Regions from separate parts of the Homo sapiens genome. Here region 2 is linked to region 1. The links are chromatin loops, found by intact Hi-C in ENCODE. Cell type or tissue: HCT116. All regions are shown on one strand. Links, peaks and the distances in the headings refer to the core of each region. The heading gives the core; the rest is flanking DNA.

Region 1 (15,813 bases), core at 3,992-11,991:
GTGTGTGTATGATGGGGTATGTAGAGGGTCGTGTCCAGATGAGAAAAGAATGATTACAGGATAATAAACTACATTTTATTGAGGAAGTATAAAGTGCCAAATCCTAGGGTAGTTTCACAGTTACTAACGCCTTCTCTCATCAAGTGATGACTAACCAAAGCCAGAAAATTTTCCACCTGAGCACAAGCTACCTCAAACTCAAGTAACCCTATGTCTTTCTACCATTCACCACAGTCATTTGTTACTGGACCCCATCAGTCCTTACCTTAGTGTGGTGGACAAAGGCTGCAAATCTGCCTTGCATAGTTGCCTTTCTTTTGGCGGACAACCTTTGAGAATAGGCTTCAGTTTAAACCTGGAAACTTCACAGTATGAATCAGTTATGAACAGGATCTTCATCTCCAGTCTTTCTGTGTTGTTAGAATTTGGCTACCTTAATTTTCTGATATAAGTCTCAGAGGCTTACCATGGGGTTTAGCAAGAACTTTGATAACTAGTGCTTTTTAAGGGCATTGGAACTACAACTTTTTTTCTTTTTTTTTGTTCTTATAAATGACCACTGGATGGGCTTCCACCCCTATTAGGAGTTAGAAGTAACAAATGAACCAGTCATTAAATGGTTCAATGAGCCATTTGGCTCTGAGCTCAAATGGCTTGACTATGATTTTTGCAGAAAAGAGTGAGTGAAAACCAGGTTCAGAACAATAGTTGAAACTTCAGAGGATAATGTCATGGCAAGGCTGGAAGGGAGCCTGAAATAGAGGAAAAGTCTCCGAGAGTTTAAACCACATTAGTTCCGAATCATATTATTGGTGCTATTCAGAAAAAGGCCTCTCTCGTCTTCATACTTTTCTATCACAAATTCATTATGGGACAGTCTTGCTTGTAAGACATAATTATGCCTTTTTCTTCTTTTGTTTTCCTTCCTTTCTGCATTCTAATGATCAAGGCATGGCCACTCTTCTTTGACTATGTTTATGTTATTTGTATGAGAGTTACCTTCGGGCATCCGGCCACACTTCAATTCTCTGTATAGCACAAGGCCACATAGAGGCATTTTCCCTGGGCACTGTTATCCTCTCCTCAAGGGGGTCTTGATTGCACCTCAGTTGACCAGCTTGTCTCTCCCAGAAGCATGTGTTATTTAGAATCATTCAATAGCATTTTTGATATTCTCCTGTGAGCCTGGCTCTATGCTATGACATGGGGTTATCTCAGTGGAGAATAAGCCAGGGCTTTTCACCCCTTTTCTTACCACTTAGACATAGCTGGTCTGCTCCCTCACCAAGTAAAACCAATCTGCCTAAGGTATGCAAAAAGGACTTTTTTTTTTTTTTGAGACGGAGTCTCGCTCTGTCGCCCAGGCTGGAGTGCAGTGGCGCGATCTCGGCTCACTGCAAGCTCCGCCTCCCGGGTTCACGCCATACTCCTGCCTCAGCCTCCAGAGTAGCTGGGACTACAGGCGCCCGCCACCACGCCCGACTAATTTTTTCTATTTTTTTGGTAGAGACGGGGTTTCACCGTGTTAGTCAGGATGGTCTCGATCTCCTGACCTCGTGATCCGCCCGCCTCGGCCTCCCAAAGTCCTGGGATTACAGGCATGAGCCACCGAGCCCGGCCAAAAAGGACTATTCTTTTCTTAATTCTGTCTGTACGCTTCTACAAGTTCTCATTTCCCTGACTTTCTAAAGCCCTGGTTCTTTACTTGGCTTTCAATATCTGTGACTGGCACCCTACTTTGCCAAAATTTGCCAACATCCTCTTTTTCTCTATCAACCTTGCTCTGCACGCTACCTTGATTGTGGTATTACTGGCAGTTTCTGGTTAAAATTATCCTCAAGAGTCTTCTCTGTAGGGGAGAGAAAATGAAGAGTGACTATGTGTAGCTCAGGAGAAAGAAGGAACCAATATTTGCAATCATTTTGTGTCAAACACAGTAATAGTTACCTCCACTCATTTCATTTCAGTTTGTAGCAGAAGTATACAAAATATACACTGTCAAGTGAAAGATGCTTTAATAAAAAGCATAAAGAGGTAACATAACAGAGAGTGGTTTACACTGTCTGGACAACAAGGTAGGATAGCTAGATATTCTGTATCCATGTGGTGAGTGTTAACCTTGTGACACATGAACATGTAGGTATAGGGTGCCCACTTGTCTTCTAATACCTCCAGTCCACCCTACACATGGAAGCCAGAGAGTATCAACCCTCAGTGACTTCCCACTAGACTTAGTCTCTCACATTTTTCTAATGGTGGACAGGGATATAGATTTGGCGTATCCTTCCAAAATTATTTCTGGCCACCTTTCATCCACTTACTTTACTCCAACCATATTGGCCTTCTGGATTCTCAAAACTACCAGGTGTTTTTCAGCCTGCAAGTCTTTACATATGCCTCTGTTCAGGGTGTCCTCCCCTCACCCTTCCTCAAAGAATAGATGCACTTGTGAAATAGTGCTTATGCATCAGACTCATGATCAGATTAGAGGCATTTTAAACAAGTTCTGTTCATCAAGTATAAGAAAATCTTACCTAACAACCTGGCTTAGTAAGCAGTTTCATTTCCTAGATGCTTATTTGTGAAATTGAGACCTTCTGTGTTTCTCAGAAACATTGGCAAGTGAAAAGGTTGAGTTTGCCTAGGGAGTAGGTTTGCTTATTGTTGTGGTATCCATGTTGGTCTTTAGCTCATCTTTGACTTATTGCACATGAAAAGGTTTCCTTGCTTACATTATAAACATTGGCTATGTAACTGGTTATGGACTTTGAGTTTCTGATCTCTGGCTACTATTGCCATATTTTGTGTAATTGCTAGCTGTTATCAAATAAACAAACAATAAGTTAATCACATTTACTGTTAATATAGGGCTACCACCTGTCTGCTTCCCCCTGGAGAATCTGAATTTTAGAGATCATTTTACTGCTGGAAAATTTTAAGCTCTCCAGGAGGACTTGCTTTAATTATAGCTGTTTCTCATTTTGTGTACTTTTTTCTCCATTCCAGTTTGAATAAGGGAGTGGCTATTATTTGCTAAATGCACATCTTGGGATGGAGGTTGGAAAAGTAAGAAGATAATTAACATAGCAAAAAGCAGTCTTCTCTGTCTCCCACCCTCTCCCCCATGATTTTGGTAGAATGGGAAGCTATCCATCAGACAAATCTGATGGGACAAAGTGAGTGGACACTTGATGACTCCTGTGGGAATTTGGGATTTGTCGAGACTGCTCTTCATGGCTTAAGGATGGGTGAAAGCATGTGGGCTGAACTGGATGATCAAACAGAAATGGAAAATCCTGTGGGGCAGGCTAGGTGGAGATCTTAAGCTGAGCCACAGTCAAAGCATCATAGAATCTCCAGCCTTTCAGTACAAACTCTCACCCCTCCATCCCTCTCATTAGTCCTAAAAAATATTAAAAGCAACCATAAACTCATAAAGGAATAAGAAGACTTTTAAGAATGTAGGGCTTTGTATGTGTGTGTATATTGGAAGAGAGGGTGTTATTCTTTTGCAAGACATCATAAAACAAAACTCTGTTATTGAAATAGCATACAATGACAAATTCTAATAAAATCAGGAAAGGTTATTATCTCATAATCAGGAAGTGAATATTTAGGTTCATTATGCAGCATTTTGAGAAAGGTTGCATTGTATTTGAAAGAGTCTGAGAACATCAGTCTTCACTGGGTGATACTTGAAAAGGAAAGTGGACTATTGGGAAATGCAAATGTTGTGGCATCTATTATGAAACAGACCAAGAAACCCACTGAAGGAGCACAAAAAAATCACTCTCATTAGGCCCAAAGTGAGCTTTAGTAGGAAGTAAATTACCAAAAGTGTTGTTGTCCAGTAAGACTATATCTGAGGAAAATAAAGTTATCTTACCCAAATTCATTTCTCATAATGTCCACCTCTGCCTTCATAATTCTTATTTTCTGATAAATCTCTTCTATATGGGTGCATCCAGTATTAAAAGAAAACCATTCAGAATCGACTTGCACAAATGTGCAGTTACTTAATAGAGACCAGCAGTACTGACCCATCGGATAGCTTGGAAGCATACAAATATAACGAGTAAGTAGGAGAGCTACTGTGTTTTGAATGGGTGCATTTGCTAGAAATCAACAGTCTGCATTTTCTATTTCCAGCTGAAACTATGGATGGCAAATCAAGATCGAGGCAGAAAATAGCTGAGAAAGGAATTACTATGAATATTTGATAAATAAAAATCAGATGAGCCCTTTGTTTTTTGGATGACTGCATCACAATAAAATGAACTATTGCCTATGTCATTGTTTACTATCCTGTGTGATACTAAAAATTACCAGGAAAGCGTGTTAAAAATACATACTCTTGGAATGAAACCAACTTTTGGATCAAATTTTCCATGAAAAATATTGAGTGTATAATCTTCATAGGAGCCACCATGTTGACTACATGAGAGATGAACATGTAGCTTAAAGAAAAAACATGGATGATTTGTATGGTTACAAAACAGGGTAGGAGGAACACTTCAATGTATATTTAGCAGAAAATGCCTATTATCATAAATTGAGTTTGAATTTTACCTCAACCATTTGCTACCTGGATTGACTTCTACTACTTACTTTACTCTTCACTAAAACACATTCATTTTTTATATAATTTTCCAAATAATGTTAATATTCACCAAATGTTATGTAGCTTCACACACATGTTAAATCTCATGCTCCTCTATCTGAATTCAACTTTTTTAAAAAGAGTTTTCTTGGTTACTCCAGCTTTGTACTATGAAATCACGGTTTTCAGAATCATACAAATATAAGATTATATGGGAATCTTAGAAATTATGAAGGCTAGTAGTTCTGAAATGTGGCTTGTTAAAAATCACAAATGCCAAACTTACTGTATTATACTCTGGGGATGAATCGATGCCATGTGTTTTTTTTTTTTTTTTTACAACTTCTCAAGGTGATTTTGATGCAAACAATGAAAATCATTGTTTATTCTACAGAAAGATACCTTTGTTCTAGAGAAATTCAGCAACTTAGCCAAGTTCACAGAGATGATTCGGACAAATGAGAACTAAAATAGAGAACTTCAGACTCTCATATCAATGAGCTTTCTTTCTGAAACATCAAGAAAGATAAGTTAAAATACAATTTTTCTTCATTGTGAATGTACTAAATGCCATTGAATTTAATACTTTAAAGTGGTGAGTTTACATTAGGCAAATTTTACCCAATTAAAAACTAATTTAAAAACATATAAAAACACCACTTTTATTTTACTATTATGTAGGCAAGTTAATTTTCTAAATAACACGTAGAATGGCAACCACATGTTATATCTGGCTAGTGCAACAGCCAACAGAGAAATCATTGATATAGATCATTCAAGCTACTAAATCAGCTCTCTGGTCTGTAAAATTAGGGAATGAGAATAATAATGCTTTGTTGTTGAATAAATGTGAATCTATGAAAGAGGATATATGTAGTCTGCCTGGTACACTGTGGTTGGTCACTGCTAGTTTGACTTGAGGATGAATACAGCTTATCATATGCTTTTTTCTCCTCTCACCTTGCTCACCACAGTGTCTTCCAGTAGTAGGTGGCAAGTAACTTATTTATCAACTTGTCTATTGACTAATAAGACCACGTAGATATCACCCTCTTATCAGGTGAAAAGAAATTTCCTTGAAATCTCACTTTATGAGATAGCTAAGTAAATTCCACTCACTCCATATGTGAATGTTCTGCTTTCCTGAATCTGATTAGGTTACAAGTTGTAAGGGCAGGACTCATTTTTTGGGTAATTATAGCTTTAAACGCACTCAGATGGCTATTACACACTAGCCATATCCAATAGATATAATAAATAATTAATTGAACAAATAAATAAATAAATAAATAAATAAATAAAAATTACAGCCCATAAAAGCTCCTCATTAACTTTCCCAGTACTAACCTACCTCTTGCAATTAATTTTACATTTTCTTGTTTCTCCTTTATTAAGTAAGCTGAAATGAAATAGAAATGATATAATTGTTTTTCTTTCTCATTTGGAGAAATACTCATGCAGTCTCAGTCCTCAGAGCATACAGAAAATGAGACTAGATGAGCTCCATTTGATACAGAAATAACAGAATTCTGAACAATAATGGAATCACATTTATTCCAGTGAATATATGTATACCCATTCCAATGCAGAAAATATTATAATTCTCATAAATTTAAAAAAATAAAAGATATTTATTTTGTCATTACAGAAGTATTCCAGAGGAAAAATTAGGATTTACTCCTCTTTTGTAATCACTATTATGTGAGGCTTCCTCAACAGTAAGCCCACCTCCTTTTAGTGAGGAAAAGTGCATATGAGCATCCCTGCTGTAGGTTCTTATCTTGAAGATAACTTTTCTCTTCCATACCCAAATTGCTAGTGTTATACAGTCCGAGGATGAGGTATGGGAACCCAAACATGAAGTTGTCAGTGTGTCTTACAGGAAAAGTACTAAGTGAATGATTCTGTCTATTCTGTGGAGGCCAAGTGATGTAATCTTTAGAAAAAATAGACATGATGTGATATTATTTGGGGGATTTTGTAAACCTTAAGGATATATGGTAGCGATAGTGGACAATGTTTCTCAGAGACATCTTTCCTCAGTACTAGTTTTGAGAGCTCTCCTACAGAAAGATGTGGGTCCACAGGCCAAGGATACACTCTACCCCAGTCCTAACTCTATTGTCAGATCATGAATTATCCATGCAGGAATATGTCTTTCAAGTACATTGTTTTGGATTCCTGAGAGCTTTAAATACAATTCAATCATTATTATTTTTCTAATCCAAAAATCAGTAGAGTGAATAATGGCCCACAAAATTCATCTAAAGGGATCTTGACTTGATTAAAATGACTCACTCAGGTTCATATAAATGTCTTGCACATAATTTCATTTTGAATTGGCAATGTGGCAATGTAGCACAAAGAGAACTGGACTAGAGGTTAGGAGAGCTGATTAAGGCTGGAATCTTCTTCAGTGAGGTGTGTGAACATAGCAAAATTAATACTTTCTGAACCCCAGCTTTCCTTATATTTATAGTGAAAGAATTATAAAAGACAAGGTCCATTATACCTCCAAGGTTCAGTCTAGCTCTTAAATTTATACTTTATATGACATTTCTGGGCTCTCTCAGAAAAGAGATTTTGTCTCACTATCCTTGGGATGAAAATAGGATACTTTCTTTTCTTTCATCTCTCCATTTGTCAGAGACAAAAAAAATCATCTCTCTCTTCTTAATGTTCTGTCTTAGTCTAGGCCACACTGTGGACAGAACAACATTGTCAGTTAGGGAACCGTGATTGGCTACACTCACCCTCTCTCTAAGCTGGTTTGCTAAAGGGAAGGCTTTGTCTCAAAATGGATGGCTATCAGTATGGTAGGTTTATCCAAAAAAAAAAAAAAAACCTCAGCAAGTTTATGTAAACACTGTGGTACTCAATGAAGGAAGTGCTGAGAGGGTAACAACATCTGACGAATGGGTAAATTTTCTGGAATCTCGCAAGGCTTTGAACATAGCTCTCCCTGGTGGAGACTGCCTGAGCCGACCTGATGTTGTTTTTCCTCATGGTTGGCAGTTATAGAGTGCAGTGGAACAATCAGTTCCTTGGTTATCCTCCAAGGTGAGCAAGGTCAGTTTTAAACAGCTTTGCTGTCAGGGAGCCTCATATTTTACTCTAGTCTCCTAACCTCACAAATCTTGAGGCTGGCACTGAAGTCAATGAGCCCTCTGCAGCCTGATTCCCCACAGCGACTTCTCTCTTCTTACAAACAATGCCTCATCTTGGTTCTGCACACCTGCACAGGTTTTTAGGGAGCAGGACTGCAATTAGTCAATGCAGCCATAATTCAACCGTTATAAAGTATTTGCTTTCACCAGGGTCCTTTTTGTACAGTCTCATATTAAGCATCCACCACAGGAAAATTGCCCTTGAATGTTTGGTCCTTCATCAGCATTAAACTACAGAGCTGACTTTGAATTTTGTCAAACGATTGTCATAGGACAGGGTGAGATTACATAGTCTTTTGCTTATTAGCATTTCATTTAGAACATTACCATATCAAATTGGCTTAATTCTCTTCAGGGTATAAATATTTAAATTTTACAAATTCCAATTATGTTCCTTGCCCCCATTTTGTTCTTCCCACAAGAAAAAAATAAATAAATAAACATGATTCAGAGTGTCTGTTAATCTCACTTAAGGCAAGGAGGAGCCTGAAGATGAACCGTTCATGAAATGACAGATGTCCTAAGAAAGAAAACATCTCCAAAATAAGACCATTTTACTCCCATTTCTTTCAGTGACATGGATGTTTCCAACTAAAATTATATTCAGCATTTTATTTCAATTAAGTAAGCTAGTGATATTGTTTGCAAATAGGTCCTGGTTAATATGGAGTTAAGTTCCTTGAAAATACAGCAGAACCCTTTTTGGGTGTGCCCTGATGATCCTCATCTGCTCCCTACGTGTCACTGACTTCTTTAGATTGTTATCAGGAAATTAGACACTCCATTGAAACAATCCTGGGAAAATAATTCAAGAATCTGGTTTTCATTTTCACTTCTGCTCCTAGAACATTGGACCAGCAGTGCTGGTCCTGTGAAGGACTTGTGTTTGTATGGATGGGACATTGCATAGACCAGCTTAGCAAGACTAATTGATGGTTCAAGTTCTCTGAAGTATAGTTAGTGGCCAGAGGTTGGACTAGAAGGAAGAGAATAAGCAATTTGTTTGTCCAGGTTTTGATTTGCCTGACCAGGTGTGTCCATTTTCTCATGGTTAATGCCTGCGTCAACAGCACTGAGAAGCAACTAAACATTAAAGATTTATGAAGAAAACATTTCATAACCTATGAAGAATTTTACAAACTCTTGGATAGATGAGTCATTGTGGCATTCCACATCTAATGCTATGAGTTGCTTTCCCTGTTCCCTCGTTTCCTTGTTGCATGTAGCCATATAATAAATAGAACTGAGCTGCGTGGTGACCCATGGGATAATTATAAATATAGTAATGATTGTCTTTGGTTTATCTGACAGACAAAATATGGAGAAATGTGATTATTGTACTGTGTTAAAATTGTTCTGTGCTAAGGGGCTGAAGGAGAAGTACAAACACCTTTGAGTACGGCCTTACCCGAAAGGCGTGATCATTCATCATTCTTTTTTTTCTTTTTTTTTTTTTTGAGATGGAGTCTCACTCTGTCACCCAGGCTGGAGTGCAATGGTGCAATCTTGGCTTACTGCGACCTCTGCCTCCCGGGTTCACACGATTCTCCTGCCTCAGCCTCCCGAATAGCTGGGACTACAGTGCACATCCCCACACCCGGCTAATTTTTTGTATTTTTAGTAGAGACAGGGTTTCACCGTGTTGGCCAGACTGGTCTCAAACTCCTGATCTCGTGATCTGCCTGCCTTGGCCTCCCAAAGTGTTGGGATTACAGGCGTGAGCCATCACGCCTGGCCAAGGTGGGATTATTCTTATTGTGAATCTACTGGAGAATCTACATTTGTTACAAAAAAGACAAAAATTCAGAGGGTCCACCCAAGGTGGGCTTAGAATTTGAATCTGTCTGCCTTTGTCTTGATTAAAAATGTATCATGATATTCAGGATAGAAAATTTATACTTTAGGTGGAGGCCTTGTCTCTCTCCAAACTTTTCTATAATGACTCTGAAGTATTTCTCAAAATGCAGTTCTTATGTCAATCATCTATGATGACTAGTTCCCAGTAGCCTTCTGGATAAAAATCTAAAGTATTAATCATGGCACCTCAGACCACAGACTAGCTCTTTAATGTCATCTCTTCTCTCTGGCCCTCTCATGCATTATTTTCTAGTTACATTGAACTGTCTATTATATCTTGGCTACTACATTTCTCATCTCCTTGTATTTGGATTTGTGATTCCTACACTCTGTAAACCTATTTTACAAATTAGGTTGGATAACTCTTATTCATTTTCTAGAATGCAATTACTCCTTCAAGGAAACTCGCTTAATTTTACACCAATGTCCCAACCCCAACTGAGATTTTCGTTCCTCCTGGATATTCTTTGTTCATTAAACTATCACCCACTACACTGTAAGTTCCTTTTTCCTAGAAATGTTGTCTTTTACTTACCAATCTATAATGCTTAGCTGTGTCTGATATACAGTAAGCTTCAGTCAGTGTTTGTTGAATGAATAAGTGGGGTAAGTCAAGAGTGAGGGACCTAGGAAAGGTGCCTTTGAAGTTGGCCAGTCCTTTGGAACTGGAGTAGATATCATTGGATATCTTAGTCATTGAATAATAGATCATTTTTGTCTTTTGCTATATTTGCTGCTTTTTCTTTACCTTGGTATTTAATAAGGTCTCTTTTAAAGTTCTAGCCTCCCTAAACTGTGCTAAGAGAAACATGGAAGAGATTTTGTTTGTTCTTTATGTAGAGCAAAGAAAGGGCACACCATCCCTCCTGAGGCTAGCGAGATGGTGGCAGCAATATCTGAAATGTGAGAATCTCAAGAGGAAAGCAAGGACTTCCAAGGAGAGTGGAAGAACTACTGGGCCAATTGTTTTTCCAGAAATAAGAAAAGCCTGGAGGGTTGAGGTTTTGTTTTAATAAAGAAAATCCCATTTTCTTCCAGTGCCTTTCCACTGTCTCCTTTTAGCCATATTCTCCTCACTTTGCCAGGCTGTCCAGGTCCTTTATGTTGTCCTCTGGACATAGAGTTGCTACAACCTTTTCTGGATTCTTATACCTGCTATGGCTGGGGGCCTTTCCCAGACAGCAGTCACCTAAACAGGACATTTACCCTTATAGGTGCTGAGTGTTTATGGCTGAATGGACCTTGCTTCATAGGAGTAGGTTTCACTCCAAAACTTGTGGCTTAATATAGCAATCATTTTGTTATCTCCCATGTTTCCATGGGTTTACTGTGTTCAGCTGGGTATTATTCTGTTGCTCTTGCTTGCGGTTTCTCATGTGGTTGCAGTCAGACGATGACTATTTCCTCATCTGCAGGCTGCTGTTATAATCTGGAGGCCTGTGTGAGATATTGGGAGGGCTGAACCTCCCTCCTTCTCCATGTAGTCTCAGGATTTCTCTATAATGACATCTTAATGACGTCTCTTTGTGATAGCCAGACCAGAGAAGAATACTTTTTTTCTTTTTTCTTTTTTTTCTTTCTGGGATGGCGTCTTGCTGTGTTGCCCACACTGGAGTGCAATGACATGATCTCGGCTCACTGCAACCTCCACCTCCAGGGCTCAAGTGATTCTCCTGCCTCAGCCTCCTGAGTAGCTGGAATTACAGGCATGCGCCACCATGCCTGGCTAATTTTTGTATTTTTAGTAGAGACAGGGTTTCACTATGTTGGCCAGGCTGGTCTCGAACTCCTGACCTCAGGTGATCCTCCCACCTCGGCCTCCCTAATTGTTGGGATTACAGGCGTGAGCCACTGCACCCAGCAGGAAGAAGACTTCTTATGTGGCCAGTTAGAGTTCCCAAAACCAAGCAAAGGGAGGCAGAGGCTGCCACCCCTCTTAAAATCTAGGTCCAGAAGTGTCACCATGTCACTCCTAACATGTACTATTGTTCATGGAAGTCACAGGGAAGCACAGATTTATTGTGGGAGGGGACTACACAAGATTATGAATGCCAGAAGGCATGGTTCATTGGGGACATCTTTTAAAACTCGCTAACTCGTTATCATAGGACACTTACATTTTAATAAACAATAAATAGGTTTTTTTCTTAAGTAATTTTAAGCACCAGGACTGTGTGTTCCTTCCTTTCTGCAAAACTTTCTTCCTTTTAGCTTTCTACTCAAATTCTCTATCACTTTCACTCACCACTCTCTCCATCACTTCCACTTCCTTGTCTCCACTTGTCTCTATCACTTTCCTTCGTTCTGGTTCCTTTGCTTTTCTCCCCCAAAACTGGCAAGACTCAACATCCAGGTCTTGTCACTCTCTCTTACTAAGCTTCCATTGTGTTTTCCCCATAGAGTTAAACTCATTACAGTTCGTTTATGAGTTCTCCTTGACCTTCTTCACTGAGTCCACCTCCCACCACTCTTTCTGTGTGTCCTAAGCTCTAGTCATTTTTGATCATTAATACTTTCTTGAGTAAGATGTGTTCCTTCATATCTTTATGCTGTTCCAGATACTATTTCTTCTGACAAGAAGGAAGAAACATGTTTCTAAACCACTTAGTGTTCTCTAGTCTGCTCTTGGAACAAGTTAGGAGAATGTTCCTCTCCTTCAGCTTTCTCTGCATGATTGATTTCTCTTTCTTCTTCCTTTTCTTAGCACTTTTGATATAGAATTGATTTTATTGCATTGTAAACACTTCAGAGTGTCTCTCTTTCCAGAGATGTCGTATTCATCTCTGTGTCTTCTCACTCTAGTGTTTCACAGTGTCTAAAATATAGATGTTACAATCATACTGAATTGGCTGGCTGAATTATTTTATTCTTATTTTCCTTCCTCAACAATTACCTCTATGTTGGTGCCCATATTTTTCTATAACCCTTTAGCTATGAAATCACATTTCATACTGCCTATTGGAATTTATACTTAGTCTCCTATGGTCACCTCAAAAATAGCATTTCTAGAGCCACATTTACTGTCTTTCCCTCCCAAATTTCATAGTCTCTTTCAGTGAAACCACCATTATCCCAGTTAACAAGAGTAACTTTTGTCCCCTTCATTCATCCAAATCAGTCAGTCTTAGATTTTAGGCATTATTTTCTTTTGACATTGCTCTCATATTTACTTTTGTGAATATATCCTTACTGCTGTCCTTTTAGCCCAGACCTTCTCATGCATGAATGATCACCTTGCTGTTTTGTCTTGTTTTCCTCTCTAATCCCTTCCTCTCTCATGGCTAGGCTGATATTTCTTCTTCTTCTTCTTCTTTTTTTTTTTTTGAGATGGAGTCTCACTCTGTCGCCCAGGCTGGAGTGCAGTGGCAGGATCTTGGCTCACTGCAACCTCCGCCCCACAGGTTCAAGCGATTCCCCTGCCTCAGCCTCCCAAGTAGCTGGAATTATAGGCACCTGCCACCATGCCCAACTAATTTTTTTGTATTTTTAGTAGAGACAGGGTTTTGCCATGTTGGCCAGGTTGGTCTCCAACTCCTGACCTCAGGTGATCCCCCTGCCTTGGCCTCCAAAAGTGCTGGGGTTACAGGTGTGAGCCACCGGGCCCAGCATAGGCTGATTTTTCTAAAACAACTCTTTCACAGTGTTGCTCTGGTGCTCCTCGAAATGGTGTTTGCTGTCAAATTAAATCTACTCTTCTGCTTGCTTCTCATGGCCTTCCACAATCCAAACCCCACTCCGCCAATCTTTCTCTGTTTCCCCCTTTTAAGTAGCATCCACCCACATTACCTTTCCTCATTGATTCTGGCTTAAATGAACACTTGTTCAATCCCAGTTGCAAGGTCAATCTGTCTGGAAGGTTCTCCTCTTGCACCTTTCCCCTTCTCACATGTCAATATCCTTCCCATCCTTCCAGGATGTGTTCAAGTTTGAATCATCTATTATTTTTCTTTCAACTTCCTCCTGCCTTCCCTACTCTCTCTGAGCTCTGAGTGCAGAAATATTATGTCAGAACTACTGTGTTTACTGTGCTTTACCAACATATGTGCTTCTTGAGGTGAGAGATTATGGTTTATCTTCCTCAGTAATTCTCACAGTGTCATAATGTCCAGCACAATGCTGTGTAGTAGATGACCATGTAACATTAGTGGGTAATTACATGAACTTGTAGTGGTAGCATTTTCTGGGTCATCATCTATAGGCCAGTGGGATGATATTTTCTCAAGATAATTTTAAAAGGCAAGAAAAAAGAAGGCTTCTTATTTCTAATTTCCAGATAAGATATCCCCTACCTTGTCCCTGGATGATAGAACTGGATATTGTAAAATAATAGTAATTAGTATTTGAATGCCATTTAACTCTTTATAAAGCACCTTAACTGATATTTGCTTATTCATAATTCTGTAAGTTCTTCCAAAATTACTATACACTTTGAGGCTGGTGGTGTGATGTGTGAAGATGAGATAGAGGAAGTAAGCGTGGAGGATTTGGATTTGCAAAAACATTTGATAATGTATTGCTTTTCATTGGTCTCAAGGAGGTCTATTTCTAGGAGTATTGAGAAAGATATATATGTGTATATGTTTACCCATTTACCAGAAAATGGGTTTACTTCTCTAACGTTTTAGCAATAAAAAGAATTCCAGATATGCAGCAAATAAATCTGACTGTTAGTCAGCCCTCAGGAGCTGCTGATAGCAAAAGACTGAAGATCCTATATTTCTATATTCAGATCATACTACTGAGGGATTTCAAGCTTCTCTTTCTCAAGCCAGCTTTTATGGTTTAATAGTTTTTCTGTTATGAAAATAAAGCAGATGACACAAAATTTCAGAGAAAGACAGCAAAAGTAAGAGCCAAAGAAAAGAAGGAGTGGAAGTGAAAAACGCTTCAGTGAAAAAACTGGAGAGCTGACACTTTGGCACCGAAATGTTAATGCTTATTTTTAAGATTATATCGCCACCTAGTAAATAAGCTCAGAAATACAACCACAGAAAATGACAGCTTGTCTGGTGCTGAGCTCTAATCCTCTGGTTAGCAATTCCTGGGAGCACCTTTCCTTCTAAACATCTGCACACACAAATGTGCTACCTGCGCACGCTTTTAGAGTTCTCGTTGTTCAGGCTCAGCCCACGTTCTCCTGTTCATTTAGAGCAATGTGATGGAAAAGTCAACAGCACACATTTTAGAAATGAAAACAAGCCAAGGATTTCTATCAAGGAACCTGTTATCTACTCTTGAAAAATGATTAGTTAAAACCATACATATTATCATTTGCCAGTTCTGAATAATTCTGGGATTTTCATTAATGAAAATATTTTGCATTTTCTACTTTCATTTCTGTATAGAACCGAAGTGGTCTGTTCATGGTCTTTCTTGGTTAGGAAGCATTGGAACTAGGGAATTAAAAACACTAAAGACTGCTTAAAATTTTTCTTGTCTTTAGTTTTTCTGTTATTGTGAACAATCTTTTATTTCTTCTGCAGTGTTTGTTTGTACTGAATGCTTTATGCTTGATCACCCACCCTGATTCTGTTTTTGTACAAAAAGCTTGTTAGCTTGATAAAGCACTGCATAGGGTTTTAGTTGGTTGCTCAATAGATGATTATCTGGGTGGCATCCTGGCTATAGCCCTTGCTAGTTCCAATTTTGTAATCTGTGAGCTAGGGATAACAATAGTGCATACATCACTGGGCATTTGGGAGAAATAAATTAAGCAGCAAGTACTCAAAAATGTTAACTATTATTATTAATAATAAAAATAGATCGATTAGAAATGGTAGAAACAAAGGATAGAGACTGATTTCATCTTGCTCAATAGATCAAAATGGCACAGGAGATAAAAAGGTTTTAACCAAACACATAGATACAGATAAAGAAGGCATATATTCTGAGACTAGAAAACCATTCATTCTTAAAAATTCAGGTGATTAAATTTTAAAAAATTATTAAATTTTAATCATATTTAAAAATGATTGAATTCAAGTACTTAGAAACCTTGAAAATATACCTCCATTATTTTTTTCTATGCTATCTTTTTTTGAACGAAATCTATCCTCACTTCAGCCTTCCAAATAATAACTCCATTTTATTTTGAGGGCTGTTTAGAATAAACATGATTAAAGAAATTAGCCAAGAGTTTAGGGTATGAAGTGGGAGAGGGGAGATTTTTGTTACGAGAGCCTTTTTCAT
Region 2 (15,813 bases), core at 3,898-11,897, 210 kb after region 1:
GGCTCGATTAGGACAAACCCAGGCACTCAGCCATGCAGGAACAATGGCAAGCCTTTAGCCCCATCGGGAGTGGCAATGGGCGCCTCGCTGGATCAGGAGCACAGCGGACACCCTGCTGGATCCGGAGGGATGGAAGTCAGTGGCGGGTCTGTGACAGCGGCAAACAACAGTGGTGGATGGCGAGCGAAAGCTCAGCTCCAGCCATAACAAACACAGACCAGAAGAGTGCAGTTGCAAGATTTAATAGAATGAAGTAGAGTGAAAACAGAGCTCCCATACAAAGGGAGGGGACCCAAAGGGGTTGCTGTTGCTGGCTCAAATGCCTGGGTTTATATCCCCATCCTTGCCCCTCCTGCTGTGCTCTCAGGCAATAGATGATTGGCTATTTCTTTACCTCCTGTTTTTGCCTAATTAGCATTTTAGTGAGCTCTCTGATTGGTCAGGTGTGAGCTAAGTTGCAAGCCTCGTGTTTAAAGGTGGATGTGGTCACCTTCCCAGCTAGGCTTAGGGATTCTTAGTCGGCCCAGGAAATCCAGCTAGTCCTGTCTCTCACCTTGTTTAGCATATGCTCAAGAAATAACCATAAAAGTGGGCAACCAGCAGCCCTCAGGGCTGCTCTGCCTATGTAGTGGCTATTCTTTATCTCTTTACTTTCTTAATGAACTTGCTTTCACTTTACTCTATGGACTCACTCAGAATTATTTCTTGCATGAGATCCAAGAACTGCCTTCCTTGGGGTCTGGATTGGAACCACCTTTCTGGTAACGTAATTACTTTAAATTTAAATTATCTAGATACAAGCCACATGGGGCTAGTGGCTACCATATTGAACAGTACAGCTCTAGAAGACTGTGAACAAGGTGATCCACTGGGGAGGGCTTAATTAAGGAAATCAGTACATTAGTGATAATAAATGATGAAGGATAAAGTTTGAATAATATTGTACCCCACTCTTCTAGCAAAACATTGTGTACCATGTTTAGTCTGAGAACAGACTTGAGAATGGAAATCAACATACAGCAATGTAATGAATTGAAAAGGCAATTTCAAAGAAAAGATAAATGTTTAGCTTTAAAAACATCTATGTTAAAATGAAGAAAGAAGAAAAAAATTATTTAAAAGGTAGGGGAGCCAAGAATCCACAGTAAAACATCCCTTTTCGGTCATTTAGCTGGAAAGCAGAAACAGAACAAAAAAAGAAGAATTAAGAAAGCCTATGGGTATGCCAGGAGTCTCATTGTTTCACTGTGTGCAAGTATTTATGTGGGAAGGAATAGTGACTACAAAAACACTGACTTGAAAAGGTATGAGCCAGCAGGGACCCTGGGCCAAAACATTAGTACGACTGTAATCCCAGAAATCTCTGGAATTTGCAAATTCATTATTTACTTTGCTAACATGACAAGAGAGGCATTCCAAATGATTTGCTTACTGTGGTCAGCATTATGAAGTTATTGTTCTATGTTTTGTGTTATTTTTTTAAGAAATACTAACAAAAACATCCAAGACCTCTCTATATTGTAATTGTGCATGGCAAGTTATGAATGTAAATTCCTTAGCAGGAAGATAACAATATACCCCCTAAGATGCAAATTAAATTATACATTCCTGAAATCCTTGTTTTGCTTTATTTTAGAAAGTGTCTGCATCTGTCATTGCTATTTAGCACATATTTAATCATGATATTTCAGTGGTGATTGTGAAATCACCGTTGCAAAATTATAACTGAGACGGTGAGAGAGATCTGACCTAACCAACTCCCTCTTGCTTCTGACCTCCAAGCTGTTCTTGTTTATTCCTGGGTGTAGGTGAAACTAATTTTGGGAGAAACTTACTTTATAGTTTGAAACAAAGATATAACAACCCTTTCCCAAAACGAACCCCTTCTTGCCTGGGGATTAGACTGCCTTTGTAGGACTAACAGATTAGCCACCAGATGAGAAATTATGGTTTAAGAGTCATGCAGCTGAAGGCTGCAAGATTCTAAATGTCCCAAATTGCTCCCAGGGATAACATCACTATTGTAAAACCTAATATCAGTGCTTGAGATATTTTGCAGACCCTGCACCTGATGGATCAGCTGGCACCACCCAGACTGATAAACTGACTCATCTGGTCTTGTGGCCCCACCTAGGAACTGACTTAGCGCTAGAGGACACTTTCAACTACCTATAAGTTCATTTTCAACCTTACCAATTAAACTCCCACATCACTGGTGCCCTAACTACCAAATTATCCTTAAAAACTCTGATCCCTGGGTTCTCAGAGATCGATTTGAGTAATAATAATACTCTGGTCTCCCACACAGACAGCTCTGCATAAATAACTCTTTCCCTATTGGAATTCCCATCTTGATAAATCTGGCTCTGTCTAGGCAGCAAGCAAGGTGAAGCTGTTGGGCAGTTACAGTGGTGGGCTTTTTGTTTAGAAGTTGACTTTCTTTCACATGCAATTCTTACAACTTATTTTTTATTGTGTAGAGATTATTTGGTGACTTTAGATATTTAAATGCTGGTCTTTTTAAAAAAGATGAACCTGTCAATATGCATTTCTGTCTCCAAAGGAGAAAAATGTAGCTTGTGCCAAGTCATACTTTATTACATATTGGTGATGTCTTATTGTTGTTTGAATCATTAATTATAAGAAATTCTCATTTATAAAGGTGTGCTTGGCATATCCTAAAAACACAAAAAATTGGTCTGCATTAGTGTGAAAATAATTCCACATGTACCTTGCTTCCTAAAGTATAAATAACATGGGGATAGCCATGATGTAGGATCAGAATTCCTTCTTAACTTAGCTTATGGAATAAAATAAGTGACACGTGATCAATATTAGGTGCCATGGAGAAGGAACACCAGGGTTTTCCAAGCTGAGAGCAAGTTATCTGATGGTAGATTCCATTTAAACTTTACTTGTGTTCTAAAACCAATCTTTCCTTTAAAAATTTTTTAAACCAAAGTAACACATGAATATTAAAGATAACTATCATACTGTATTAGAATATAAATTGCTGATATTTTGGTAAATTTATATAAGGAACATGGCTGTGCTACAGCCAAGCAGGCATTGGGCAGCAGGCATAGGCCAGGGTAAACAGCCTTGTTTATTCAGTGGGATTGGGGCACAGCTGCACAGTCCCATGTCTTATATAATCATAGCCGTGTAGACACAACATAGAGAAGCTCCCCACCCAGCTCCCAGCCACTATTGTTTGTGTAGTGTATTAATGTAACACTGACCCTGTGAGGGGTTGCTAAATAAAGCCATGTCTCATTTACCTACTGTCTCTTGAGTGTTCTTCCAGCTCCTTGCCTCATGTCTCATGTCCACCCACTCCCCTCAGCCCTCAACTTGGGCTGGAACCTAACCCTGAACCTGACAGTTGGCGTAGTTGGCATGATGAGGTGAGTGGGTTGTCAGCCTTTGGGGTTCTCAGGTTGGCTACGTGGCCGCAGATGGGCTGTGGTACCTAGTGTCAGAGGTGCTGCTTGAATGGGCCCCAGTGGAAATGTGGGAGGCAGTGGATGGGTCTCCTGTGAGTGTGAGAAGGCACTGAAGCAGCTGGAAGCTCACAGCACCAAGAAAGACCTCACCTTCGCCAGCAGAATCGGATGGGCGTTTCTGACTGTGCTACGTGAAGTACATGCTCAGTCCCTGCTGGACGCGGTGCAGGTTTGGGAGCTTCAGGTGCAAGTTGGGTGCCTGGGGGCCCAAATGCACAGCTTGGAGCAAAACCTGGAGGGTGAAGGACCTCCAGTCACAAGCAGGGCACTTACAGGCTCAGATAAACATCCTGGAGCAGGAGTTGGCAACAGCTGTTGGTGCAACCCTGAGCCCGTCCTCCAGGCTGGACACTCCTGCGTGGCCTGATCCTGAGGAGGAGGAGGCTCTTTTGCTATGGGCTCGTCCTGTGATCCATCAGAAGATAGAACATGAGCAGCCGATGGGACCCCATGGGACAGCCCAGGGACCACCCACAGTGGTGGACCACACCTCTTATTGTGCTTATACCCTCACTGAGTTGCAGGATATGGGTAAACAGTGCTGGCAGCACCCAGGGGAGGCCCTCCTAGCCTGGATACTCTATCTTTGGGATGAGGGGACTGACAGCATTTCTTACTCTGCCTCCGTGATGGAGAAGCTGGCTTCTATCACATCTCACCCCTCCCTTCATCAGCAGCTGCAGCTGTGCCAATGGTTGGCACAAGGGCAAGGTGACCACATGTTAACCAAGTGGCTGATGACAGCCATATTAACTGTTTGGAATGATGTTGGAGAGATACCAGAAATTGTGAGTAAATGGCAATCATCTACTGACTTGGTGCAGGTACTCTGGGAGATGGGTATGCAGCAGGCTATGTTTGATCTGAATACTCAGGGGCCAGATAATGAATGTTTTACCTCTCACATGAGGGATCTTGCACTGGGCCCAGTGCCCCCAAGTGCTTTTGGCTCTGTGGCTGCTGTTCTCACCCTATATGTGGGGTGCCATATATATGAAGTGACTACTGCTATGGCAGCCCTCAAGGAGACAGAAGGCCATCAGCAGGACTGGGGAATCCGTGCCATAAAGAAAAGAAGGTGCCCCTTCTGCTGGTAACCACCCCACGAGATAAAAAGGAGCCCCAGTGGGTGACCCGCATGCAGATGTGGATTGATTTAATTGCAGCTGGGATTGCTCAGGAGAAAACTGACAGGCAACCCAGTGGAATGCTGCTGGCTCTGTGGAGGCAACTGTCCCTGGAGCAGCAATTCCAGAGAATGTTCAAGAGGGGGCAAAATACTGCGGCTCAACCCAGCCCTGCCCAGATGTTGCAGCTCAAGGACTATTTGCAAATGGGCAAAGAGACCTTCCTGTTTGATTAGGGAACTGGCTGAGGTGCCTGGCTCAGGTTGGGGGCTGGGGGGTGGATGACTGGAGGCCTTATGTGGAACTGGCAACTGGTCCCCCACCAATGTACAGCAGGTCCTAGCACTGGTAGATACTGGTTGACTCTGCAGAGGCAATTGTCCCTGGAGCAGCAGTTCCAGAGAACGCAGCAATTCCATTTGTCCTTGGAACAGAAGTTCCAAGACGGGGCAAAATAGCAGTTTTGCTTATAGCAACATGGAAAAATTTCTGGGCAAAGCTGCATTCATTGATGGTTTTGGGGGCCAGTTGGTGAAAGTGAAACCTGTGTCTCTGCATCTTGGTATTGGCCGCTTGGCTCCCCACCTGTATACGGTGTATGTTTCTCCTGAACCTGAATATATTCTGGGGGTGGACATTTTGTATGGTCTGGACTTGCACACCATGGCTGGAGAATTCAGACTCCGGGTTCATGTAGTAAAGCTGGTACTGCGTGGACATACACATCACCAGCCCCAAGTTCTGTCACAACCCTGACCGGTTACTTCCAGTCATCAATACCATTTGCCAGTGGGGCATACAGAGATAACTGAGACTATTCAGAAGTGAGAAGAGGTGCAAATAGTGCATGGCACCCATAGCCCCTCCAGTTCCCCCATAGGGCCAGTCAGAAAGCCTGACGGAACTTGGCGAATGACAGTGGATTATCGGGAACTGAATAAAGTGACACCCCTCTGCATGTGGCTGTACCCTCCATCACGGATTTATGGACTGTTTGACAGTGGAATTGGGACAGTACCACTTCGTAGTGGACTTAGCTAATGCATTTTTCTCCATAAACATTGCTCCAGAGAGTGATGAACAGTTCGCCTTCACATGGGAAGGACGACAATGGACTTTCACAGTGTTGCTGCAGGGCTATATGCATAGCCCCACCATTTGTCATGGTCTTGTTGCCATGGAATTAGGTGCCTGGGAATGTCCAAAAGGGGTCCACCTGTTTCATTACGTTGATTTTATGTTAACCTCTGATTCTCTTACAGGTTTAGAAGTGACAATGCCCCTCTTGCCTGGGATTGGGATAAGAAGGCTGAAAGAGCCTTTCTGGTAGCCAAGCAGGCTATGCAGTGGACACAAGCCCTATGGATAGTTGACCAGGGGTGCTCATTTAAACTGGACGTGCATGTGACCACACATAGTTTTAGTTAGGGCCTATAGCATTGCACAGAACACTTGAGTATGCCAGCAGGCTTTTGGTCCTACTGGGAGCTGAGCTCCAGTATTCACTGATAGGGAGGCAATTAGCTGCTGTATTTGCTGCTCTTCAGGCCTGTGAGAGTATGACAGGACAGGCTACAGTCATAGTGCGGACAACTTACCCAATAGCAGGATGGGTGCATTCATGGGTAACAACCCCCCTGACTGGGACAGCACAGACATCCACGTTAGTGAAGTGGGGTGCCTACTTAGAACAATGGAGTATGCTGAGTACAAGCCCCTTAGCAGCAGAATTACAAGAAGTTTTAGGGCCTGTAGTTCTAATGCAAGATAAGGCCATGGGGCCTGAAGCCATCACCATTTAAAGAAGGGTACCTTCCAATTCCTGATAGGGCATGGTATACAGATGGGTCCAACCAGGGTGTTACTGTTGCCTGGACTGTTGTAGCAGTCCAGCCTAGCACTTACTGGGTGCAGACAAAGCAGCCAATGGGCTAAACTTAGAGCGGTGTGGATGGTGATTACTAAGGAGGACTCACCTATGGTAATTTACACCTATAGCTGGGCAGCCTATCGAGGTTTAACTTTGTGGCTGACTACTTGGAAATTACAGGATTGGCATGTAGGCCAAACCATGTGGCATGACCTCTGGGAAATAGTTCACCAGAAAGATGTAACAGTCTATCATGTGTCAGGTCATGTGCCTTTGGCCACCCCCGGTAATGATGAGGCAGATAGCTTAGCCAAGTTCTGATATCGGCACCTACAAAAGATGTAGCTTTGTGGCTACACAGGAAACTGAGACATGCAGGGAGTAAGCTGATGCAACAGGCAGGTCAATAGGCCCTGGGGTCTGTCTTTGCCTTCACAGGACATTTTGGAGGCCTGCCGGAAGTGCCCAGCATGTGCTCAGGCATACCCCAGACAGAGACAACTGCCCAGTGTAACACAGCACAGCAAATGATGGTTACCATTTGCTGTGTTACCAGATGGCAAATAGATTACATTGAGCCGCTGCCAAAATCGCAGGGCTACACATATGCACTGACGGCTGCAGACACAGCCACTGGCTTGTTGTTCACCTACCTTTGCAGGGTGGTCAACCAGCAACACAGCGTTCGAGCCCTACAACACTTACTTGCCTTATGTGGCCATCCCTTGGCTGTTGAAAGTGATGGGGGAACACATTTCATTGGACAGCAGGTACAACAGTGGGCACAGCAGATGGACATATGATGGGGATTTCATGTTCTTTATAACCCACAAGCCGCTGGCATGATCGAGCGATATAACGGATTCTTGAAGAATGGGTCACAGTTGCTTTTTACTCCCCCATCTTGGCAGGGATGGAGTTCTGGGTTGGATCTGGTGCTTCAAATTTTGAATGAGTAGCCATGGAAAGGTGGCCCAGCCCTGGTGGAGGCTTTGTTACACTAGGCCTCCACCCTCATCCAGCTGCAGATACACACCAAGGATGAGCTCCTCCAATCATGTATGGGGACAAACAGTAATCTATTGTTGCCTGCCCCAAAGCCTCTGAAGGCACAGGAACAGAAAACCTGGTGTTGGCCATGGACCCTCCAAACCCCTCATTGCCGATGGTTGGCTATTTTAGCCTCCTGAGGGGAGGGCCTGCTGTATGACTTACATGTTACTCCTTGGGTATTTAATGCGTGGCCTCCATGATTGACCTTTCATAGAGGAATGGCCAAGGAAGGAACCCTCCTCTGGGGGACATATGTACTGTCTGTGTGGCCTATTATTACAAGCTCTCCTGTGACTTTGTAATGGATACAAGACTCAAAAGAACCATAGGGAGCTGAGAATGTGTGGTATCATCGCCCAGGGAAAAAGCCGTTGGCAGCTGCATTGTTATCCAGGGATGAAAAGTTAGCCTGTATTTTGCCTGAGGGACGTGATTTGCCCTTGTTAGTACCTGTGCCTGCTTTGTCATTCCAGCTGCAGGTTGGCATGCTCCAACAGCATCATGGACGGGGCCTACACCTACGCCGAGGTGACCAATGTCTCCAACTGTTGGATCTGCACAACTCTTCCAGCAGCAGCTGGGGACAGCTTGTTCTGGCACGTGCATCCAGCTTCTATGCAGAAGTGGACATGGCTAGAGACTTGGGGTCCTGCAGACAACAGGTAGGATGCAACACGGTGAGCTTTGAACAGGGGTTGTCGCAGAACCCATGGCAAGCCTGCCCCCTGGCTGACTTGTAGTGTCCATGATGGATGAGCTTGGCTAATGGGAGAACATGTAGTGCCCCCATTGCAGGTACCATAATGTATAGAGCAGCACTGTGGTAAAGTCACTGTAAGATGGTTGCCTGCTGAGGTTTGTGCAAACAAAACACATGTCACCACAACAAGGGTGTGGTGGAACAAGCAGACTTGCCAAGGCTGGGGCCCCACGGATTTTGTGCCCCTTGGGAGTTTATGGGTCTGTGGGGACACAGAATGGCCATCTCTGCCAGCCAATTGGACTGGACGTTGTACCTGGAGGTGGCCCTATGTGGCTGCCACTGTGCTTCCCACATTTCCTGGCCACCCGCATAACTGGGAGCCACTGTGTTCCTGTTTTTTGCGGTGCAGCTTGCCCCCTGGTGGTTTTATCCCTTAGCTATAACTATCCCTGGAGCAGGTGTCATCACTGTGGAAAAGCAGGTTGTAGCCTTTGCAGAGCACGCAGCTTGGGCCCTGAATTACACCTGAGTTGCTCTCCTTTTGTTCACTGATGAAGCTGACCAGATCAGGAAGGTGGCGCTGCAAAACTGATGGCCTTAGACAGTCATAGCTGCCCAAGGTGGTAACTGTGCCCTTGTAGGGACACAGTGCTGTACGTTTATTACCCCTGACAACCACGGGAATATAATGACAGCTTTACAAGGGGGTGTCACAGGAGATTAAGGTGATTGAACACCTTACTGATGACCCCCCGCAGAGATGGTGGGCATCTCTGGGCTCTGGCCTATGTTGGGCTCTTATAATCTTAGGTAGCATAGCAGGGGTATTAGTGGTGGGTTGTTGTTCTCTGTATTGTTGCTATGGCCTATGGGTCCAGGGTGCTGCTGTATGTGCATGGGTCCCCACCAAGAGGATCCGCTCGGCCTGGGGGCAGGGTGTAAGGAACATGGCTGTGCTGAAGCCAAGTAGGCACTGGGCAGCAGGCATGGGCCAGGGTAAACAGCCTTGATGATTCAGCGGGATTGGGATGCAAGGCGCACAGTCCTGTGTCTTATGTAATCATAGCCACGTAGACACAACATAGAGAAGCTCCCCACCTGGCTCTCAGTCGCTATTTTTTGTGTAGGTTATAAATGTAACACTGACCCTGTGAGGGGCTGCTGAATAAAGCCATGTCTCATTTAAAGAACACTGTCTCTCAAGTGTTCTTCCAGCTCCCTGCCCCACGTCCACCCATTCCCCTCAGCCCTCAGCTTGGCCTGGAACCTAACCCTGAACCTGACAATTTATTTTAAGAACTTTTTGTAACTTTAGGCTTATTTAAATAGCAATCATACAGTTTCAATATTGTTGTTTCACTTGGCATTAGGGCATTAGCATGCTTCCAATTGCTTTATAATCTTTAGAAACATTGTTTTTATTGACTATATGCTTATCAACAAAATCCAGTAAGACTATTTGATTAATGCAAAGATTCAAGGAATTGTTATCTAGTTTGTGGATTATTCAGAACTCTTAACATTTGAAATTTGCCTGCTTTTTACAACCTTCAGTAGTATAGTTAAGACAAAGATTAATTTAAATCAGTAAGAGTTCCTTCTTATATATAATCTAGCTGATTCAGCTATTTTATTTTATTTATTTATTTATTTATTTACAGACATACAGAGTCTCACTCTGTCACCCAGGATGGAGAGCAGTGGTGTGATCTTGGCTCCTCTGCCTCCCGGGTTCAAGCAATTCTCCTGCCTCGGCCTCCCGAGTAGCTGACATTACAGGTGCACACCACCACACCTGCTAATTTTTGTATTTTTAGTAGAGATGGGGTTTTTCCATATTGGCTGGGCTGGTCTCCAACACCTGACCTCAGGTAATCTGCCGGCCTCAGCCTCCCAAAGTGCTCCCAAAGGATTACAGGCGTGAGCCACCATGCCTGGCCAGCTTGCTTGCTTGCTTGCTTCCTGCCTGCCTGCCTGCCTGCTTGCCTGCCTGCCTGCCTGCCTTCCTTCTTTCCTTTCTCTCTCTCTCCTTCCTTCCTACCTTCCTTCCTTCCTTTCTTCCTTCTCTCTCTCTTTTTTTTTTTTTTAGAAAAGCACAACTAACTTAGGAAACCATGCTTAAATTCTCAGACTCTTGCTCATTGTAGAGTCTTCCCAGTTTACAGCTATAGCCAGAAGTCTTGAAGTAAATGGGAACCACCTGAGAAAATCAGCTGCCAGCAAGCCAAAGGTATTAAGCCATGGAGACAGAGGATGGAGAGCATATCTCACCCTCCTGAAGAGTGAAGCAGTGCTTGGAAAGAAAAACAGGCCGGGCGTGGTGGCTCATGCCTATAATCCCAGCACTTTGGGAGGCCGAGGTGGGCAGATCACGAGGTCAGGAGATCGAGACCATCCTGGCTAACACAGAGAAACCCCGTCTCTACTAAAACTACAAAAAATTAGCCAGGCATGGTGGCGGACGTCTGTAATCCCAGCTACTCGGGAGGCTGAGGCGGAAGAATGGCGTGAACCCAGGAGGCGGAGGTTGCAGTGAGCCGAGATCGCGCCATTGCACTCCAGCCTGGGTGACAGAGCGAGACTCCATCTCAAATAAATAAATAAATAAATAAACAAATAAATAATAATAAATAATAATAATAAGAAGAAAAACAAGAAGCTGCTAGTCTCGATGTTTCTCAGAGTATGTTGGCTTTTGTTGAGGCAACAGCCAAAGGTGGCCACACGTGTCCTGAATAATCTAAATGGGGTGAGCCTCAGTAGGCAAGGGAAAAATGAGGAACCTATGAAAGATCAGAGAAACCAAGGATGGAAGTAATTTCTACACAGAAGGGGAAGTCAACAGAATAAAAAATTCTGAAGATGTCAAAGGAAGAAGCTTCCATCAGATTGGTAAGAAAACTGTCCTTAAAGGCTTATAAGAGAATGATTTTTATTGAGTGTGAAAATAAAAAGTTCACATTAAGAAGGGAGAAAATAAATTAAAAATTAATAGAAGTAGTAGATATAGCCTACAAATTTGATACTCTGAAATACAAAATGAATCAGAGAAATAAAATAGTAGCCTTAAAATAATAAAATAGTAATCTCAGATAAAGACTGTATGTTTTCTATTGCTGTCATAACAAATTACCACAAACTTGGTGACTTAAAATAGGTCTGTAGGTCAGAAGTCTAACACGGATTCCAGTGGGCTAAAATTAAAGTGTAGGCAAGGCTGTATTCCTTTCTATAGGCTCTGGGAAGGATCAATTTCCTTGCCTTTTCCAGTTCTAGAGGCCATTGGCATTTCCTCACTTGTGGCCCCCTTCCTTTATCTTCAGAGCTAGCAAAGGCAAGTCAAGTCTCTTTAACGTGGTATTGCTCTGACCTTGCTTGTGTTGTCACATCTTTTTCTCTGGGCCTCCTCTTCCATCTCCTTCTGTCACTTTTAAGGACCCCTGTGATTATGTTGGGCACACCTGGACTGCCTGTTTGATCCAGGATAAACTTCTCATCTCAAGGTTCTTAATTTAATCCCATCTATAAAGTCCCTTCTGCTGTGCAAGGTAACACTAACAGGTTGTGGGATTAAGATGTGGACATCTTACGGAAGCCATTATTCTGTCTGCAACAAAACCTACAGCAGTGTGTAAACTGAGGCAGAAGAATGTGGCAAAGACAAACAGACTGAATTGCTGAAAAGGGGAAATTTAAGTATAGTAACAAGTTGCTTCAGCAGTCAAGAAGGATAAATTAACTTGAATCAGAAGCAGTAGGTCATCTTTTCTGTCAATGGAAAGAAGGAAGGCAGAACATAGACACTGAATTATTAAAATGGGAAGTAAAGGTACAAGTTGAAGCTCAGAATGTCCCATCACTGAAGGAGCCAGTGTAGGGTGAAGAGGTGTGGCGTGGGAGGCTCCAGGTGGCAGGTAGTCTTCAACAGCATTTGGGGGCTTGGAGAATTTTAAAAAGGATGCATAAGGGGATGACTAATAACACTCAGAATCCTGATAATAATAGCATAAATGTGTAGTGGGTCAAATCTTCATGGTTCAAAATACTCCTTCAACAATGCTCAGCTCAAGGAGAAAATAGGAAAAGAGCACTCAGGAGAGATGGAGGGATGATAATCGATTTGAAGTGCTTTGATGAATGGCCTAAGTACCTTATAATATGCTGATAATCAGAGTACTGAAGTTTTACATACTGTTCTTTGTCAGGTCCTCACACATTAGGAGTTAAGAAAATTTAGCAGTTCAATTAGAGGATTGCAGCTCTATTTTATAATTATAGTTTGTATATACAGATCTATTAGCTCCAGAGTTTTACAAATATATATCTGAATTTCTAAAAGGGCTCAATAATTTGAGAATATAAGAGTATTGACTCTGAATTCTCTCTTTGAATGAAGACATTCCTGTATTGGAATTCAGGCTATCACTAATTAGCTAGTCATGTAACTTAAAAAAATTGCAGCCTTAGTTTCCTTATGCGTAAAACAGAGTTTATGATTAACTTACTGGGTATTTAGAATTAAAAGGCATATAATATTACTGCTAGTATTTGCCATATAGGAGATATTTAATCAGCTATTTTGTATTATTTTTATAGCAATATAAATGGGAAAAGTCTCAAAATCTTTAATATATTTTAGATAAATCTACTTGACCAAAATGTTGTTAACAAGTTCCAAGAACTGCTTTTTATTTTCATTTTTACATTTAACAAATGATACATTTGAGATATTTCCTTTGGGTTTCACAGTAAATTGGCAAAGTAATGATTTTACATTTGGTTCTTTTCTTAATGTCTAATGGTGGTAAAATAACTTCTAGATTATTTCAAATGCACTGAAAACATAAATAGCAATAGTTTGCCAGCTGCAAAATTGATGCTGAAGGTACTTAAATGGCACATAAAATGTTGAATGTCCATAATCACAAGCAGATTCAGTGCTGCCACTTGGCTGAAAACATGAGTTAATGTTTCAAAGTAAGTAGAACTGGAGTAGCATTTCTACTTTCAAGTAGTTTGTTGGATTGCAGTGTGGGAGCATTGAATAAGCATATATGTCATATGACTTAAATCAGGTAGAGGCCCTTCTTGCATCTTCCCTATAACTCCAAACTACAAGAATTTTACGGATCATAGACCTATAAGGTGCTCCACCAGCCTCTAGATGGCACTTTTACATTCTTGATCATGGTATTAATGGCTTGTTTTTTCCATGAATATACTTGTGGGTGACACAAAAACATGTATACCATTTTCTCAAGTGTATCGACAATTGATAGGCGAAATACACGTATCTCAAATATATGCCAGATCCTGGAATTTCATTTAAAGTGAGTTTTTTCTCCCAAGGACAAAAATTTAGAATGAGAAAATTATTAAGTGTTAACGCTTGCCATTCCACTTTCCATGTAAAGTTTTGATTCTCAGTCAACGAGAAACAAATGAAACAACAAACAAAAAACGATTCTATTTTCTTTGGTTAGAAATACTTCTATCAGCATCTGCCTGTTTATACATCCTCAGTGGCACAGCAGAGTGCCACACTTGTCACCAAGCCTGCTGCATCAGGACTTGCAGTTTTCCTTTCATTTAGTTAATTAAATATTTGGAGTACACATGAGATATTCCTATCAATTTTATTATTGGTATCCATACTGTGAACTTCATCTCTGCCTTTTCTCTGTTTCAGCTTTCAAATGCAACCAAGAATTAGGATCATAATAGCATCTCATAATCCTAAAAGGCTGCTGTTCAGTGAAAAATAATGGGTAGAAATCCTTTATACAGACCAACTGGTCATTAGCTTTTGGTCCCTTCCACCATTCCCTTTTATTTTTCTCCCTCAAGTACAGGTATGACAAAGTGGAGGAAATTGGTTAGTATTGAAGCTGTATAGAAGGTGTTTGGGTCTGGGTGTGGTGGCTCATGCCTGTGGGGAGGCTGAGGCAGAAGGCTCCCATGAGCCCAAACATCCAAGACCAGCCTGGCAAACATAGTGAGACCCTGTTTCTACAAAAAGTTTAAAAATTTAGTTGGGTGCTGTGATGTATGCCTATGGTCCCTACTACTTGGGAAGCTGGGGTAGGAGCATTGCTTGAGCTGAAGTGGGCGAGGCTGCAGTGAGCCATGATTGCATTATTGTACTCCAGCCTGAGAGGTAGAGTGAGATCCTGTCTCAGAAAAAAAGAAAGAGCGAGAGAGAGGAAGAAAGAAAGAAGGAAAGAAAGAAAGAAATAAAGAAGGAAGGAAGGAAAGAAAGAAAGAAAGAGAAAGAAAGAAAGAAAGGAAGGAAGGAAGGAAGGAAGGAAAGAAAATAAGGAGGTGTCTGGGCCACTTTGCTTGCCTAACAAACTGCCTTCTCTTACGAAAACCTCTTTACTTGCTCTCCCATGTTTTCTCTGGGTCCTATCATATCTCACTGCCCCTGGGACAGGGCAAGACATTCAGTCTCTTTTCTCTATCATCTTTAGCTTCTGTTCTTGTATTAGCTGTTGGTCTATAACTTTCTCCAATCTTTCCTTATCCTAAACAACAACAAAAACAAGCTCTTCCTAAACCCCATCTTTTTTTTTCATAATGTTTTTTATTCTCCTTTCTAACAAAACTATTGTTCTTGAAAAATAAAATACTCTTGCTGTCTCAAATCTTTCACTTTCCATTAATTTTCAGCTTGTGAGGAGGATAGGTATTAGAAAAACAAAAACCTTATTTCAAAGTACACACTTCTTTTACCATAATCTACTTTGACATTTCCTTTGGGAAAGAGGTACTTTAATTTTGAAAAATACCTCTGACCTGATTATCGTATGAGAATCACTATCTTTGTCAGTGCCTCCCAGCTAACATAATTCTCTGAGTTCTTTCACTAAACGGCTTCCAATTGGCAAACTCTAATGCTACTTTTCAGGCTTATCTTAGCTGAGTTCCCTGAAGCCTTTGAATTTGTTGACCATGTTTTCTCTCTCTCTCTCTCTTTTTTTTTTTTTTGACAGAGTCTCACTCTGTCCCCCAGGCTGGAGTGCAGTGGCAGGATCTTGGCTCACTGCAACTTCCGCCTCCCAGATTCAACCGATTCTCCTGCCTCAGCTTCCGAAGTAGCTGGGACTACAGGTGCGTGCCACTACACCCGGCTGATTTTTGTATTTTTAGTGGAGACGGGGTTTCACCATGTTGGCCAGTCTGGGATCATGATTTCTTTGCAATATTTTTTCTCTATTCCTTTTACTGCTGTTCTTCCAGCCACTCTTTGTCTTTGTGCTGTTTTTGAAAGGTCTTGTGTAGACCTAAATTTTCAGTGCATTTATGTACTGATGAGTCTCAAATACATCTCTCCAGGCCACATCTATTTCCTGGGTCCTTGACAACTATCTGTTTCTATTTTCTGAAATTTGTGACTTGGAAATGCATCCAAGTCCTGCTCAAATTTTAAATTCTTTGGCTTAAATATTTAAATTATTTACTTGCCTGTCCTTTCTACTGACCTATTAACTCTATTGAAGCAGAAACTAGGTTATATTTTTTTCTAATATGTCTAGTACCTTACACTGTGCTGAG

The links. A loop is a pair of places that touch in the nucleus more often than their neighbours do. Peaks named below come from ENCODE experiments on the same cell type or tissue, not always from the same donor. Only the 100,000 strongest peaks of a DNase experiment are listed, where the experiment ranks them.
Region 2: a loop joins it to region 1, with 5 times the contacts of the local background. A loop is called at or near these places in 2 of 110 quality-filtered maps.

Annotation. Positions count from the first base shown.
Region 1 is chr3:102,522,096-102,537,908 of GRCh38, forward strand. No RefSeq gene overlaps it. Among named protein-coding and RNA genes, the nearest start is that of ZPLD1, 95 kb to the left of the region's middle. RefSeq lists a silencer at 14,430-14,724. In HCT116, for the core only: a CTCF peak has its summit at 7,573 (motif pointing left); a DNase peak (open chromatin) is centred at 7,556.
Region 2 is chr3:102,732,663-102,748,475 of GRCh38, forward strand. No RefSeq gene overlaps it. Among named protein-coding and RNA genes, the nearest start is that of ZPLD1, 310 kb to the left of the region's middle. In HCT116, for the core only: a CTCF peak has its summit at 8,700 (motif pointing left); a DNase peak (open chromatin) is centred at 8,639.